Linked DNA regions of Homo sapiens: region 2 is linked to region 1. A link is a loop called in an ENCODE intact Hi-C map of the cell type or tissue named here. Cell type or tissue: A673. All regions are shown on one strand.

Region 1 (5,000 bases):
TAATATAAGTAGGCAAATGAATTCAGAAATTTTAGACATCTACAGTTATATACTTGCTACCTTTAGAAAATAATAACAACAATCATTTATCATTCTGATTATATCGCAAGCATGAGACTACATGTTTTATAAGGGGTACCTCACTTGAGCTTTAAAACAATCCTTGGAGGTGCCATAATGATTCACATTTACAGATGAAGGAGTGGAGACTTAGTAAGGTTAACTGCATTCTCCAGGATTGCATAGCTCCTAAGTAGTGACTATGGAGATTTGAGCCCAGGCAGTCTGATCCTTAGTTCATGTGCTTAACTAATACTATATGCTTCACTCAGGTTTTATATGGTGCTTTCATTAGAAATTGTCAAAATAAGCATTTTGACAATATTTAAATGTGTTCGTATGTTTAATCTGTCCAGAATATTTAAAAATCATTATCAACCATGTTTGCGTTAAGGAGAAATTCAATCTTTTTCATATGAAGAAACAAAAGACATGAAACAACTTACCGGACTCTTGAGGTATTGAAAATTATTTGAGTAGTAGTTGTTTTTATGGAATATAATGTGTAACCGTTTCTAAAGCCATTTACCAATACCTATAGAAGATTTTGTAGGTAGTTTTACTCAAGTGGAGGTTGAATAAAACCCAAGGTTACCTTAAGGACTCCATTTCCTTTGGGTAGCATGTTTTGATTATTGTAATTTAATCATGGAAATAATTCAGAAAGGTTTTTTGTAATTTTCATATTTCCTTTTAAAATTATAATTATCAGTGATTATGCTTGCTCACATTGCAACACTGTGAGCATTATTGCTCCAAAGGACAAGTCTTAAAAGTTTCTGTGTCATTCATATTTACTACTATTGAGAAGATCAACAGTGAAAGGGGGAAAAATGAGTCTAAAAATAGTTGCTCTTCAGAGTTCTGGATTAAGCCTCCTTGTTCTTTTTATAGAGAGATGTGGAGAGGGTCATGGTTTAAAGAGTAGGTGTGTTTCTGAAATAACCTTATTCTTTTCATTTCAAGCCTCCTACTGCCAGCCACAGTTGCCGCTATTGTGTGAATATTAAAAAAAGGTTTATCATAGTTGCTCTGTGCAAATGATACATTTTAAACATCACATATTTATATATTATTTTCAGCATCAACTCCTACAGCCCATCTGCAAGGTATGTTAAAGGCTTTCACAGTTCTAAGTGGCTTCAATTAAAAGATAATTATACATAGAGCTTTTTTCATAAAGCAACAATCTAAATATACATCTTTTAATTTAGTTCATAATCTGTAATTTCCTAAGACCAAAGTCACTCATTGGACAATGGCATTTGATTATTTATAAATCTACCTGAAGTCTCCAGGAAATATAGAGATTATTCTATGTGAAAAAGAAGGTATACCCTTAGTTCTGGTAAATGAATATTTCTTAATTTTCCCTATGTTTGATACGAAGAGTTTGTGTTCATCTCAGAGTTGCCCTAAAGTGGAAACATCAAGTCTGAAAATAAAATCATTGTCTGGAGACGATATGATAGGGCAGATTTGGTCCAGAATTTCACTGCATGAATCATGTAGGTATCACATAGAACTCAGAATGGTGTGTTGAACAGCATTTGGCCAAAAGTGCTTCAGATATCCCAGTTTCTTGTCTGAGGAATATCTGAAGTGAGAGATTGGACAGCATGAATTTGAGAACTGAAAATTATTGTTGGGAATAAACTGAGCCATGGAGAAAATTGAGTCAGGTATAAACTGTGCATATTTTGCTGTAAAACCTGAAATTTCCAAAATAAGAATGAGAGCATAGTAAATTTGCCTATCCAATATAAACAAGGAATAGCTTTAATTTCAGAGTTTTTGGCTAGAATTTGACAAAACTGCAATCCTGAGCAAAGGACATATGTAGGTGAGACGTCTTTTCTAAACATCAAACAAATCTAGATGTTCTCATAAATATTTTGAGCCAGCAGATGGAACTAGAGCATGCTCTGTGAGCTCAAAACAGTATAGTGGCCACAGACTGGTGCCCAAGCTTTTAGAAACCTCCCCAATCAGAAGCAGAGCACTAAGTAACATGATGTTTCTCTGTAGATTTCTCAATTCTATTTCCATTACTTGACTTTTCTGGTTCTAGGGATTGTACACCAGTCAGAATAGGATAGATTATGCTGTACTAACTACTTCAAAATCTCAGTACCTGAAAGCCACAAAGGAATATTTATCACACCGCATATGCAACCCACATCATCAGGGAGGCTCTGTTTATTACAGTCCTTCAAGGGCTTGAGATGATGGAGGATAAAAGACCTTGCAATGGCAATGAATGACACTCTCAGGCCTGACATGGCAATGGTCACCTCCATGCACAACCAATTGACCAGAACTAGTCACATAGGTACCTAACATCAAGGGGGTGAGGAAGTACAATCCTCCCATATGCCCAGAAGAGGAAAATCAGATATCACCTAATATAATATGTTTTGTGATGGTATGATGCTAACTAACAGTCATTTTACTTCTTTGCCTCTCTCTAATGCCAATGGATTGATTCATCAAAATATCAACGCTGGATAAAATCTACCACAGTGTTTCTCAAACTTTAATGTGCAGTGAATCACAAAGAGCACTTTTCAAAGTTGCTGATTCTGATAACGTAAGTCTGGGGCAGTCTAAGATGCTACATTTCTAACAAGCTCTCAGGTGCTGCGGACACTTCTGGTCCTCAGAAAACATTCTGAATAGCAAGGCTTTAACAAATACCTTCCCTGCACCTGCATACAAGTAGCTCAACTTTGTTGGAGAAAAATCATAACTAAACTGACAGCTATACTCTAAATTCTGTATTTCAGACTTCAGGTTGTACAATGCAGCCTGCTAATCCTATTATATTTCTCTAATAGGCTTATTTTCAACCTTCTGGAAATTACTGTTTTATACCTTTTCATCTCTCTTGGAAAGACACACATTTCCTCCTAAATCCTCACTCTTAGCTAATGATCCTGCCTCATACTAAATGGAGAAAAAAAAAATCCATCAGATGAAAACCCCATAATCTCTCCCACACAAAACCCACTAAGCTCTTTTCACTGTATTCATCTTTCCCATCTGCTTTCCTCTGGTTATAAAGGAGAAAGTATCTTTTTTCCTACCAAAGTGAATTTTTTGACTTTTGCTATGGCTAACATTTCTTTTTGCCTTCTTGGGTTTTCTTTAATTTTTCATGTTTCTCTTCTAAATTTTTACTGGATCATTTATTTTAACATATAAAAATGTTATAATATTTCTCATTTAAAACAAAACAAAATAATACAAAACCCTTTTTTGGCCTTACACATCCTCCTAACTACTACCCTATTCTTCTGCTCTCATTCATTATCAAAATTTAGAAAGGGATAAATACACAACCATTTTTTACTTCCTAATCTCCTGTTCTTTGTGTTGATGACTTCCAAAATTATTTCCTGTCCAGAAATTAGAATCTGAGTTTCCGACTCCCATATCCAATTACATTCTCCAGATTTAATAGAAACAACCTTTGACAACCCAAAACCTCATCTGTCCCAAATTATTCCTCATGGCCCTGCCTTCCCTGCCTCAGAAAAATGACATTATAACCAGCCAAATGTGATTACTAACCTTAATAAAAGACACCATCATCTCTCGTCTGGATTACTGCAGCAGGTTTCAAAGTTTCCAGTCCTGCCACCCTATGGTCTATCCTCCATAGAAACCTCATATGACCCTCTTTAATTAGATCTAATCAAACCATCCCTCTTCTCAATGCATTCCCATTGCACTTAGTATTAAATCCAAACTCCTAGCAAAGGCCTTAAGGCACAGCTCTCTCCAGCCTCATGTCATGACACTCTCTTCTTGCTTACTACCTCTGGCCAGTAGATCTTTTTGCTTTCTTAAAGACCTCAAGGTATTTCCATATGTTATTTTCGCTACATGGAATGTGCTGTCATTTCCTGACATAGTCATTCTCTCTACCGTTTACATGTTTATCTCATGCATTCATCTCATCTTTCAGGTCACAGTATTAAATGTTATTTCTAAGAAGAAATAGAGAGACCTCACTGTTTTTTATTTTATTTTATTTTAATCTGAAGTCGTTTCCAAACATTATTCTGTATGTTGGCACCCTGCTAATTTCCTTTAACATATAAGAATTTGTAATTATTTTTAATCGCATCTCCTGTCTATTTATATTTACATTGAATTTATTGTGTGTTACATTCAAGTTGCTTCTCCAGGTCCTTGAGCTCTACTTGGCACATAGTTAAAGGTCAATGATTATTTGTATAATGAATTAATGGGTAGATGAATGGATACATAAATGATTGAATAACACAGTATAGTTTCTTTTGTAATTTTTTTCCCTTTGGTATTAGTCTAAATATACTTTTCTATACAATTATATTCAATTACAATTATACTATACAATTATATATATACTATATATATGTTATATACTATACAATTATATTCTATCCTATAAATAAGTTTCACTTCAAAAACTTTCAGACAAGATCAGGCCCATTCAGAGTGGTATGGCCGTGAAGACACTTCAAAAAGTTTCAATGCCTAAAACTGACTCTAACATTTATCCTCCAAGCCACACTAAAGGCATACTTTGGGAGAAGCTTAAAAATCTCCTCAGCTTTTAGTGATATAATCAGTAGTAAGTTATAAGGTTAAAAATAGAAAAAAAGTATATTTATTAGAGATATTTCATATACATATTAGGCTTCCTTAAAATTTCCAAGGGAACACAATCATATGTGACTAAAGATTATTTTTCTTTTTTATAATACAATTTAAATTTACTGGTTTGGGATAATGTCTCACTTATATAAGACCAATGATTTTGTCATTGCAACTAGAAAAACTCACATAAATTACAAAAATGACACTTTCAAGGACATCAGAGAGCTATGTAAGTAGTGAGAATGAGATGAACTAAATTTCCAGAAAGTAGAGATCTTTTCTGAGGTAAGCCA
Region 2 (5,000 bases), 500 kb before region 1:
TTTCTGTCCTTTGATATTTGTCTGATATTTTAATGCAGGCAGTTGGGGGAGGGAAGAAGAAATGATTTACCCGTTCTTAAGGTTGGTAATTATTGATTAGAGGTAATCTATAAAAGAAAAGAGAATACTAGGGTAATCAAATCCACTCCATATGAAGTTTTTGTTTATACAATAAGCATTTGTTCAGTTTGTGAAGACTAGTCTGTACTTAAAGTGCCATGTAATATATGCAGTGCTACATGTACATCAGTTACATGCTCTTTGTGTTGCTTTGCAGGGACTTGGGGGTGGAGAGGAGAGATTACAAGGAAATGAGATCTTCATCTGAAAGCAGATGTGTAAGCTACTGGCCAGCCAGGGATTATAGAAGGCTTTTCTCCTTGTTGCAGTTCTAAGAAATCTAGGATCAGTGAAAAGTCTGTGCAGAGACGCTCTATTTTACTCACAAGATTTTTGGGCAGACATACTCCACAGCTATGGTTTTATTTTCCTCCAATTTTATCATATTCTTTCTCTCATCTAGCAGCATCTGTGTTTCAAGTTATTTTTCATTCATTTCTTTATATCCTGGGACACTGGAATATAATGTTCAAAGATCAGTTTAATATTTTCTGGGAAATCTAATAGTGCTGAATGACATACCTATTGGTCACTGTAATATATTTAATGACAGAAACAAAGATACTGGATCAACTTCTGCTTTTTATTCTGACCTAGGCAGCTCCTGCACCTCTTTCTGACTCAACACAAAATGGGTGAACCTTAAAAATGACTCATCAGTTTTTTCCTAACCCATGTCTACTGCTTGTGAACTCTAATAAGATCTCTGAAAGGAAAAATCAAATGCTTAAAAAAAAAGATTTCTTGCCTCAATTTAAGCCTTCTTAATTGAATAGGTAGCATTTCCAAACATGCAAGATATCCTCATAAAGCTAAAACTCTGCTTAATCTATAATCTTGAAATTGTTCCAGAAAACACACAGAAATTCCACAGGAAGCAATTAAGCCAAGCAGTTTAATTTAATAACAAAAATAAGGTAGAAATGAGGTTGAGTGACTGTATATTAAACATATACTGTAGCCATGTCTAGCGTGTTGACAGTCATCAGATATTTTCAGCATATCTCCCAGTCCAATAGACTGGATAAAGAAAATGTGGAACTTATACCCCATGGAATACTACACAGCCATAAAAAATGAGATTGTGTCCTTTGCAAGGATATGGATAGACATGGAGTTATCCATAACAAACTAACACAGGAACAGAAAACCAAATATCTCATGTTCTCACTTATAAGTGGGAGCTGAATGATGAGAACACATGGACACATGGACCCAAAGAGGGGAACAACACACATGGGGGCCTACTGGAAGGTGGAGGGTAGGAAGAGAGAGAGGATCAGGGAAAATAACTAATGGGTACTAGGATTAATACCTGGGTGATGAAAAAATCTGTACAACAAACCCCCATAATACAAGTTTACCTATGTAACTAATCTGCTCTTTTACCCTTGAACTTAAAATTTTAAAAAGTTAAAGTCTTATACAAATTATAGAATAAACTTAGGGGCTTAGTGTTGGGGATGCATAGGGTGGATGTAATGTTGAGATGTACTGTGATTTTTCCTCTGTTCTATAGTTGAAATTGAGGAGTCAGAACTGGGGATATTCTATTACATCTGTAAAAACCTAGTTGCTTCTCAGATTAAGATTTTGAAGGATCAAATTACCAGTAAAATAATTTATTTGGGGCATTGGCTTACTGAAATGGCTGATAATGAAATTATCTGTCTGATATCTAATTTTTAGAAGTATGTTTTATGACTAAGACTTGTCCATTATCATTTTAGGCAACAGTTTGGAACTTCTTTTTTAAAAAAATATTAGAGGATGTATGTTTGTAAAACAAAATTTTAAATAGAATTCCAATTATCAACGAGGGACTGATCTGCCTGTGATATGGTTCCTCCTGCTTCCCATTACATCTAATGTAGCACATACAAAGAACCCCAGGCCTCTGTAGATAAGTGTGAAAGTCACTCTCCCAGGTTTTAAATTCCCAAAGGCCACAATAGACCGGTGGTTAAGGAATCCTGCTCTGAAGCCAGATGGATTTGGGTTCTAATCCTAGCCCTGGGAGTTACTGGTCTTGTGAACTTGGGAGAGTCATTTAACTTTACATGCTTCATTTTCCTTAGTTCTAAAATGGGGATGATAATGTCAATGACATGATGTTATAAGGAGTAAATGAGATATTTCAGGGATTCTTAATTTTGGAGGGTCATAGAAGCCTTTGGTATAATTGGAAAATATCATATATAGAGTTATAGAGAAAACCAGTTATATTCAATTATATTGAAATATAGTTATCAAAATATTAAAGATCATGTGAAATAGTAATATATGTGAATCTTTACACATTAACAAGTTTTAATCATGAGTCAAATAACAAAGTTTCAATGTAGTAATGAACATAAACAAGTTTTTAGAGATAGTTGTTGTAAGTATAATGTATGATGAAAATAATTTGTTATTTCTATAGAGGGAAATAATAGAATTCTACTGGAAGAAATGATAAATTTCAGTTAAGGTTTAGTAAAAATAATGATGTAATTTTTCCTATTCAAACATATGGATTCCTAGATTCTACTGAAATCTGAGTTAAAATGTCCTGTATTAGAGGGTTTAGCATAGTATGTTTTGAATAGGGGCTTAAGGTGTTTGGTGTTACAATTATTACCAACACCATCATGACCAATTTCATCATTTCAGAAGGTAGGAATATGTATTTGGAATTATTAGTTAAGTGATAATGTTTTAAGGTTCTTCAATGACACTAGAAAAAAATTAAGAAATTGACAATATGGAGTGAAATATTTTTTCCTAAGTTATACATTCATGTGAGCTATATATAAGTGTTACCTTTCAAAACTTTAGTGAAAATAAATGAGTATAAACTAGTGATGGAACTAGTGAAAGAATGATCTCCTGTGCCTGTAATTTTAGTTCTTCCCATCAGGTGGCAGTAAAGCAATGTGAGTCAGTTTTTTACATACTCTTAACCAAAAAAAACCCCACTAAAATATAACAGTTTGATATTTCATTAAAACTCCATGCAAGGATATTTTCTTAAAGCCAAGTAAAAAGCATTAGAACTATTAACAATTAGATGACTTGTCATCTCCAAAGTTTTTATCTATTTGACAAGTTTTTTTTTCCTTTTCAATTATAATCCTAGTATGTTTTTGTTCTCATCATTCATCTCCACATTTTGTCACATTGAACAGATACATTATCTGACTTTAAAAAACACAGAAGGTTATATGCATGTCTTCAGAAGCCTGTTACAGAGGCAACAATGAATTTTATAACTCAACATCTAGTTTGCATTTTGTCTGTATCATATATTGATTATGCTTTATATAAATAGAAACATGCATAGTAATATATCTGAGTCTTTACACATTAACAAGTTGAAGCCATTAACTCTTGAATAGAATTCCATTGTGTGAATATACCACAATTTATTCATTTTTCTGTATTGGCATTTGATATTTTCCAGTTCGAGACCATTAAGAATAGTGCTGTTATGAATATAACAATTCCAAGGTTTAGCAGAGCACAGTGAATGATTTGTTTGGCATTTACCTAAGAGTAGAATTGTTGGGTCTTATTGTGTACATATAAGCTAAGACACAGAATAAAAGTATCAAAACAAACTCAATATATCAGAGATCTTACACCTTAGCAAGCTTTACTAATTAATTTCAATTTGAAAACAATCATTTCAGAAAAAGCAGAGATAAGATAGGGGCATTGAGGCTGGCTTCCCAGGTTCTGTTTTCTTCTGTGAGACATGTCTTTCTGGCTCAGAATAAAAGATGAGACCTCTATATTAAGTTTGCAGCACCATTTCACACAGCGGGAGCATTTAAATTGGGAAGTCAAAAAATTTTGAAGTCAAAGAATTATGTAACTTAAATGACATTCTCATGAGAGCCATTTCTTGTATATCTTGGGTTTGTTTTTCATAGGTAATCCTGAACCAGGACATCCTGCCAGGGACATTTTGGAGATAAAGTCACTTCTTCCTAGCAAATATTATTAATCTATTTATTTGGAGGTCCAGTTATGAAGATTAGAGTGGATGGACTAAAGAGCCTTTCTGTCACCCAAGGGCTTCCATTTGTGAGGATAATGAATGAATTAAAACCCAGCTACTTGAACTCTTTCTTCCCAGCATGGGTGGCTTTAGTAGATACTGCCAAAAAGTTTTACAAAGTGATTGTAGTATTTTACTCTCCCAGGAGAAGTGTATAAGTGTGTAAGATGTTATTAACACTTATTTTCCATTTTTGTTCTGTTGTTGTTTATTTTCCTCTTTACCATTATGGTAAGCATGTAATAAAACCTTTTTGTAGTTTTAACTTGCATTTATGAGATGAACTATGAAGTTGAACACCTTTTCATATCTTTGTTATCTTTGTTGGCTTTTTGAGCATTGTCTTTTGTAAAGTGTTCAGAAATTTTTCTTTTTTTAAAGAAAATTTATTTTATTTTTATTTTTTATTTTTTTTTATTTTACTTTAAGTATTAAGGTACATGTGCACAACGTGCAGGTTTGTTACATATGTATACATGTGCCATGTTGGTGTGCTGCACCCATTAACTCTTCATTTAATATTAGGTATATCTCCTAATGCTATCCCTCCCCCCTCCCCCTACCCCAAAACAGGCCCTGGTGTGTGATGTTCCCCTTCCTGTGTCCATGTGTTCTCATTGTTGAATTCCCACCTATGAGTGAGAACATGCGGTGTTTGATTTTTGGTCCTTGCGATAGTTTGCTGATAATGATGGTTTCCAGCTTCATCCATGTCCCTACAAAGGACATGAACTCATCATTTTTTATGGCTGCATAGTATTCCATGGTGTATATGTGCCACATTTTCTTAATCCAGTCTATCATTGTTGGACATTTGGGTTGGTTCCAAGTCTTTGCT

Evidence for each region. A loop is a pair of places that touch in the nucleus more often than their neighbours do. Peaks named below come from ENCODE experiments on the same cell type or tissue, not always from the same donor. Only the 100,000 strongest peaks of a DNase experiment are listed, where the experiment ranks them.
Region 2: a loop joins it to region 1, with 2.5 times the contacts of the local background. A loop is called at or near these places in 2 of 110 quality-filtered maps.

Annotation. Positions count from the first base shown.
Region 1 is chr6:68,982,927-68,987,926 of GRCh38, reverse strand. All of the region lies in intron 10 of ADGRB3 (adhesion G protein-coupled receptor B3), which reads right to left. Among named protein-coding and RNA genes, the nearest start is that of ADGRB3, 350 kb to the right of the region's middle. In A673, a CTCF peak has its summit at 2,248; no DNase peak of the experiment used is centred here.
Region 2 is chr6:69,485,920-69,490,919 of GRCh38, reverse strand. No RefSeq gene overlaps it. Among named protein-coding and RNA genes, the nearest start is that of LMBRD1, 310 kb to the left of the region's middle. In A673, a CTCF peak has its summit at 3,023 (motif pointing right); no DNase peak of the experiment used is centred here.